Regions from separate parts of the Mus musculus genome. Here region 2 is linked to region 1. Evidence: chromatin contacts called from ENCODE Hi-C or POLR2A ChIA-PET data. All regions are on one chromosome and are shown on one strand. Each heading gives the region's core, a stretch centred on a gene start or an enhancer-like site at or near the end of the contact. The rest is flanking DNA. Distances are from core to core; before and after follow the strand shown. Region 1 holds the start of Bsdc1 (BSD domain containing 1). Region 2 holds the start of Marcksl1 (MARCKS-like 1).

Region 1 (3,735 bases), core at 394-2,893:
ATATTGTCTGAGTGTTCTGCATATTATCATGTGATCCTCGTGACATCGCATTAGAGAGGTACTGCCATTTCACAGTGAGGAAGGTAAGAAGAAGAAGAAGAAGAAGAAGAAGAAGAAACCAGATAAACAAACTTGCCCAAGTCATAAGCTACACGCCTTTAATCTCAACACTCAGGAAGCAGAAGGAGGCGGATCTCTGTGAGGCTGAGGCCAGCCTGGTCTACATAATGGTCCCAGGGCAGCCAAGGGCGACATACACCATGAGACCCTGTCTCAAAATAAAACAAACCACGACCACCACCAATAACAACAAAATAACTTGTCCAAGTTCCCAGAAATGTAAGGAACTAAAGGGAGAGATTAAGTCTCTTCCTGAAAGCCTCGAAACACACGGGGAGTCCTCACAGGACAGGACACCTGCCGGATAGCACACTTTCTTTGCATGCTTGAGGTCTCATATTAATCCTTAGCGTAAAGTCCTGCCTCTCCATCATCAATAAAACTTCCAGCACAGGGAATTCTCAGATGTGCTGAGCTGTAGCTTGAGCGGAGGCTTCCCAGGAGAACCCGGAGCAAGGAGAAAATAAAAACAAAAACCAAAAAACCAAAAACCAAACAAACAAAAACCGTTCCTAAAGTACTGGGCTGACTTGAGATCAGAAGCCTCTCGGAGTCTGCCCTGAAGCACGACTCCCTTCACTTGCTTGAGGTAAACAGTAATTAGTTACCCCACGACTTAGTTGGGCTGCCTGTAAATAAAGGAATGTGGGATAAAACAGGAACACCAACTGGCATTGCCTAGGACAAGGACAAGCATTAGTCACAATCACAGCCACTTCCCCAGGTCTCCACTCTCTGGCCCCCCCTCATCCCTTTGTAAACCAGTCACATAGGCACCATCAGGTACCAGCGCATATGGCAATCCTCATCTCTACCCGGATTCTTGGCTACACCTTCCTTGGCATGCTCATGACTCCCTAGTCTGGACAATTAGGGACTGCCCTTTCCCGGTATTCACAACAGTAACTAAGCAACTATTTTGCTTGACTGCCTCCACACCAGACTGAGCTTTGTGAGGCCCAAGACTATCTGTCTGGCTAAGGTCTATATCCTCCCAACCTGTCTGTGAGTAGTGACTGTCACATATTCTAATAAATATTGCTGTTTAAGAGTAAGATGTTGTTAGTGGTGGTGTTCTACCCTTTTCTCGTAAATGGCCTCACAGAAGCTCAAAAAAACCCAAGCAGGGGCTAGCTGGGGTTGGTTGCAAGGAGACGGCCGCGGTGCCCTGCCGAGGGAAGGGTGCTGGCCCGGCTTACCTTCTCTTTGACTGCCTGGTAGCTCTGCTGCAGCCAGCTCCGCCACCACCCCACGTCCTCCCTGTGGAAGACAGACACATCTGACGGCCCTGCCGGGCGACTCCAGCCCAGCCTCCGGCCGGAGATGAGGCTTTTCCGGCCGCTTCCCCATGCCCTCGCACCACGCCTCCGCTCTGCCCTTCCAGCTCAGTCCGCACCCGCACCGGCAGCCTGTCCCCAACAGGGACCCCTGGCCCAGTACCCCATCCCTCGAAAAGCCCAAGCCCCCAACGCCAGAAAGCGGAACGCCAAGCTCACCCTTCCGCCATCTTGCCAGCATGACATCACCACTATTTACCGACCTTTGACTTCCGACACGGCACCGCCCCCTCAGGCTCCGCCCCCATGAGCGTGCCCCAATCTTAACACAAGGACAACTCTCCGCCCAGTCCCCGCCCCCCTACATCAATGTGTCTGGCCTTTGTCCAATCCATGTCCCAAATGCGATTTGTCCCGCCTCTGAACTCTCGATCCAATGGTGTGTAAGATTGTCCTCGGGTCCCACCAACCAGCCGCTAGCTTTCCCGGTAGTCCCTGACTACAGTGGCCTCTCCGGGCCAATTTCGGCAGGCTCGTTAGACCGCCAATTAGAAGGCGAGGCGAGGAAAGGAGAGGCCGGGTTGGGACGTTGTGTTCTTAGAACCTGGAGTTAAGTTCCGCCCCCCTTTGTGAAGCCAGCCGCGTAGCAGCTCCTTGGTGTTCTGCTGCAGGCTAATTCAGCAAGCTCCGATTGCGGACCTCAGAGCCAGAGTAAGGCTATGGGGAGAATCCAGAGCTCTCCTCGGGATGACACCCAGGATCATTTGGAGAGGCAGATACATATTCACATTATTTCTTAAGCCCGATTTAAGAAAACGCTAGCTGAAAGTGTTCTGGAAAAATCCCACTGATAGGGGGGAATTGAGGTCTATTGTGTGGTGGAAGGGGGATTTACATAGATCCTGTGGCCCTACCTACTACTTCCTCAATCTACACAAACCCCTCCTTCACCTCCAGCAGGAGGTTGACTCCCCTCCTCGAAGGCTACACTGTAATCAAGGTCATCACTGCTACCTGATCCCATAGCCTCTTACCTGCCTGAGGAACAAGCTATATACTAATTCTCCCAGTGTTCCCCAAGGCCTCCCATCTAACTTTCAAAAAGATTGTTGCTGGTATTTCTCCTGTCTAAAAAACTAACAACTATTGGATGGATCACAGGGCTCCCAATGGAGGAGCTAGAGAAAGTACCCAAGGAGCTAAAGGGATCTGCAACCCTATAGGTGGAACAACATTATGAACTAACCAGTACCCCGGAGCTCTTGACTCTAGCTGCATATGTATCAAAAGATGGCCTAGTCTGCCATCACTGGAAAGAGAGGCCCATTGGACACGCAAACTGTATATGCCCCAGTACAGGGGAATGCCAGGGCCAAAAAAAAAATGGGAATGAGTGGGTAAGGAAGTGGGGGGGAGGGTATGGGGGACTTTTGGGATAGCGTTGGAAATGTAATTGAGGAAAATATGTAATAAAAATAAATAAATAAATAAATAAATAAATAAAAAAATAAAGTAGACCACCATAAGGCTGTTAAGGGAGAAAAAATGGAATGAGTAATTTCCAGTGGTCTTTCTCCCTTCTAAGGTCCATGCTTTGCCTGCAACGAATGCACAAGGTTTAAAGCTAAAAAATGCTGTGATAAATGATTTGTGCTACTGAACAAGATGGGCTAAGAAACAAGTTGAGTTCTTTAATCCCCAACAGAATCTACCTTTGCAATTTCATTCCCCACATTAAAGGTCACTTGGAACTACTGCCTGCCTCTACCTCCCAAGTGCTGGGGTTAAAGGCATGCGCCACCACTGCCCGGCATGTATTTTTTTTTTTTTAACTAGACAATTTAATCCAAGATATTGCAGGTGCTAGGCAAACATGCTATCAGTAAATTACATCCAAGCCCTGAACTGTTAATTTATAATCGCACACATAAAACCATGCCAGTCAGATGGCCGTGCCTCCTCCCAGGGTTCTCCTTTCTGTTCCTACCTGGTTGGTCTGACCTTGCACCTCCACCCTCCTTGCTCACACTGCCCCACATACAAAGGCTACTTAGATTTCCCAGAAACTTTCTGGTGCTTTCCTGACCCTGAGCCCTTGAACATGTCTTCTCTGCCTGCAGTTCTCTGACCTCAGTTTCTTACCCACTCTGACCATGCTATTGAGAACTGCAGCTTGTGCACCATAAATACCAGCACTTGGAGGTGGGGGTGAAAGACCCCAAGAGGAGCCCCTCGCTCAGGCCTCGGGATAATAGCGGACCCCCAAGATCTCATGAGAGACCAAGCTTGATGCAAACCACATGAGGCTTTATTTGGGGAAAGCCAGAGCTCTAGGGAC
Region 2 (3,477 bases), core at 838-3,337, 52 kb before region 1:
ACTAGGCACAGCACAAGAGACTAAGAATTCAACAGGGGAAAGGCTGGACACTCAGGGTTTGGGAGTATAAGCCCCCACTTCTGGCTCAGGGGGTTGAGAAGCAGGATAAACAAAACGAACTTGGAAAAGAATTGGAAACCCAGCAATTGCCTTCTGCAGGGATGGGGCTCGGGAAAGAGGTAGGGACAGGGCATCTCACATCACTAACCTAACTTGGGAAACCGTAAGGGACCATCTTCAACTGGCCTTAAGAGTAAGACCAAATGGCTGATGGGAGAATCCACAGGAGGGCGAAAAGGGAGCGTGGCTGGGAGGGGGCAACAAGCCCCTTCCTTTCTGGGCACAGGAAGGCAGCCAGGGCACAAGGTCCAGGCAGTGACCTCACAAGGACAGCACAGTTTTTGCAGCTTAGAGATCACCCACCTGTCCCCACCCCTACTCATTCTGCTCAGCACTGGCAGGTGTGGGGCCACTCTCTGGGCCCGAGGGAGTGGATGGCTCTGCAGCCTGGGGCCCTGCCTCCTCTTCTGTGTCTCCTTCCTTGGAGGCAGCACTAGCCTCTGCCCCCTTGGCCTGGGGCTCTTGGCTCTCAGGGGTGGCAGCGGCCTTCCCTTCTTGGGCAGTGCCCTCGTCGCTGCAGGCGCTCATCTCGCCCTGCTCCTGCTCTTCCTCTGTTGGCGAGGAGGCTGAGGAATCACCCCCACCCTCCTTCCGATTTCTCTTGAAGGACAGGCCACTCAATTTGAAAGGCTTCTTGAAAGAGAATTTCTTCTTCTTCTTGGGGGTCTCCTTGGGGGCGACCTCCCCCTTGGCCTCAGCTTCCTGGCTAGGGGGCGCTGGCTCGATGGCATCACCAGTAGCCCCAGCTGCCTCATCTGTTCCGTTCACGGGTGGTGACTCCCCTTCACCCTTGGGGGTTAAGTCTCCATTGCTTCTCACGTGGCCATTCTCCTGCGGGGCAGAGGGGACAGCAGTGAGGGCCCGGGCCCTTCTTCCCCTCCCCCAGCCCGCTTCTGGCCCCTCGCAGGCCACCGCCGACATCCAAAGGCAACCAAGTCTGGCTTTGGCCTCACTCCCATCCAACATCACCCTCACCCCTCACAGGCGCGCAGGGACGAGCGCAGCCAGCAGGAGGCGCTGGGGTTCGGGCCCCCACCCCCCTCCCGCGGGGCGCGCTCTCTATTTTCCGCGCGGAACCTCACCGGGCCTGGATCCTTCGCCGGCGGGCCAGCCTTGCCCAGCACTACTGGGCGGGAAGCAGCCCTGGGGCGCTGCCTCCCCGCACCTGGACGGCCTATTTTCCCAGGCTTGCGCTTTGTGTGATCAGCCCCCACCCACCCCAGAGTCTCCCCGCATCTCTGCTCCCCACCGCTTCAAAAGCCACCGCGGGCTGCCGGGATCGGGGCTCCAGATGGGGCGCCCTGGGCGCCGAGTACCATCCCCACGGCCCTAGACGCCCCCTTGGTGCGGCCTAGCAGCGCCTTTGTTCCCGCGCGGCCTTCGGGGCGGCCTGGGGGCAGCGCCCGCGGGCCGGGCGCGAACAAAGAAGGCGACGAGCCCGGCCGGCGCCCCCTCCCGCCCCTCCCCTCGTTCGCCCGCGGGGGCTGCGGCGCCGAGAACAAAGGGACCGGGCGGGGGAGGGGGCGCCGCGTGTCCCGGGCCGGACAAAGCGCGCGGCCCCGGCCCTGGGCCCCAGAGGGGGCGAGGCCGGCGGGCTGGGGGCCGGGATCCGCCGCTCCGAGCGCACTCACCTGTCCGTTGGCCTTCGCGGGGGAAGCGCCCGCTGCCTCCTCGGCGGTCACGTCGCCCCGGGGAGCCTTAGAGCTCTGGCTGCCCATGATGGGGGTCTGCTGGGGGCGCCCGGAGCCGCCCCGCGCTGGCGCCGCAGGGGATAGTTCGGCTGGGACGGCCCGGCGGGCAGAGGGGTGGGGCTGCGTCCGAGGGGGAGGGGTACGGGGGGCAAAGCGCACTGCACCCCCGCTCCGCAGCCGACCCGCTAGCTGCGCCCACTGCTGCTGCGCTCCGCGCCAGAATGCCGCCCGCCGCCCGCCGAGCCGCCTATATGTACGCGCCCGAGGCTCGGGGCGGGGCCGGACATTTAAATGAGCACCCAATCCGGGGTGGAGGCGGGGTCGGGCCCGGGTTCCTCTCGTGCAGTGGGCAGTGCCAAGCTGTCTGGTTCCCCCATCACTTGGGACGACCAGGGGCAAGTAGGGTTCAGTGTGGAAATGAGAGAGGTTCCCGGTCGGTCCGGGAGATGGACTGGGAGGAGGCCGTCGATGAAGAAGCACTCAGTCATCCCCAGCCCACTTTCAGCCTAACTCATACTTCACAGTGGAGAGGCCCCCAGTCCCTGGTTCTACACTGGCTCCTTGAACTCTTGGAAGGGCTCACATGTCCAGACTCGTCAGACGGCTGGTGCTGAGTTACACTCTAGAAATTTGTCCAAAACTCACGCGCCCGGACACAAACACACACCCACACACACACACATACCCTGAGTTCGGCGCCCCCTCAGGCCAGAATTCAAGTCCCACCCACGTCCCTGTCAGTCTATGTGCTGTGCGGCCACCCTGGGGGGCTGACCTAACTCAGGTCAAAATGGAGATCCAACAAGTCGGTTTTCTCAGTCTGTTGGTGGCAGCTCTTACTCCTCACAACCTAAATCCATCACCAGGTCTCTGTCTCTGTCTCTCTCTGTCTCCCCACTGCCGTGTGTGTGTGTGTGCGTGTGTGTGTGTGTGTGTGTGTGTGTGTGTGTGTGTGTGTGTGTTTGTGTGTGTGTGTCTTTGACCAGAAGGCATTGCATCTTCATCCCCCTTTGTAAGCAAAGAGCCTGGGGCGCAGAGATGTTTAAGTATACCTGACTTAGGCCTGGCTTCCCTCCCCTCGAGTCTGTGACCATACACTGAGACTTCCACATATAGGTAGGTACCATAAAGCCAGGGAGGCTCAACAGACTCCAAATACCCCTTCCTGAATGTGACAGGAATCGTTTGGATTTCTTCCACAACTGTGGCACACTATTAGGGATAAACCCCCAAACCTACCCTGTTTGAAGACCTGGTCCTTCTCTGTTTCCTTCTTTGGACCAGGTAGGCCAGTTAGAATCCCAGAGTCCTTGGCTGAGCCTATATATGTTTTCCGATGTGTACAGCTACTTCCTCTTGTCCCCCAATAGGAAAGGCTTCAGGCTAGAGGAAGCCGAAGGTTGTGAAAGAAAGGCTGATGTCCTGAACAGCTCAACCAATATGTCCCTCTGTCCTAGGAGAGGCCTCCTGGGAGACCAGAAGCTGTAAGGTGCAAACAACCCCAGGGCCTGAGAAATCAGGGAACTGCACACAGATGTGACCATAGCGGGATGAGGTGGTGTCCACATTCTGTGTTTACTCCTGTGCCCATTCCCACCCTGACTCTGATGCTACAGGACTGTCTTCTCATTTCACCCCCAGCTCAGAAGAGGAAAGTGACGTGTCC

The links. A loop is a pair of places that touch in the nucleus more often than their neighbours do. ChIA-PET counts read pairs that join two places held with the same protein, here RNA polymerase II (POLR2A).
Region 2: POLR2A ChIA-PET joins it to region 1 with 28 read pairs in Patski. The contact joins the promoter of Marcksl1 here to the promoter of Bsdc1 in region 1. A Hi-C loop is called at or near these places in 2 of 37 maps with a recorded cell type or tissue (T-helper 17 cell and adrenal gland). POLR2A ChIA-PET finds 5 or more read pairs at or near these places in 4 of 5 experiments (Patski and embryonic stem cell).

The regions. Positions count from the first base shown.
Region 1 is chr4:129,459,587-129,463,321 of GRCm38, reverse strand. It overlaps Bsdc1 (BSD domain containing 1), which reads right to left and starts at 1,643. Exons shown (of 11, transcript NM_133889.2): 1 at 1,617-1,643; 2 at 1,320-1,380. The coding sequence starts at 1,627.
Region 2 is chr4:129,512,191-129,515,667 of GRCm38, reverse strand. Marcksl1 (MARCKS-like 1) reads right to left here and starts at 2,087. Exons shown (of 2, transcript NM_010807.4): 1 at 1,752-2,087; 2 at 1-951. The coding sequence starts at 1,838. The coding sequence ends at 436.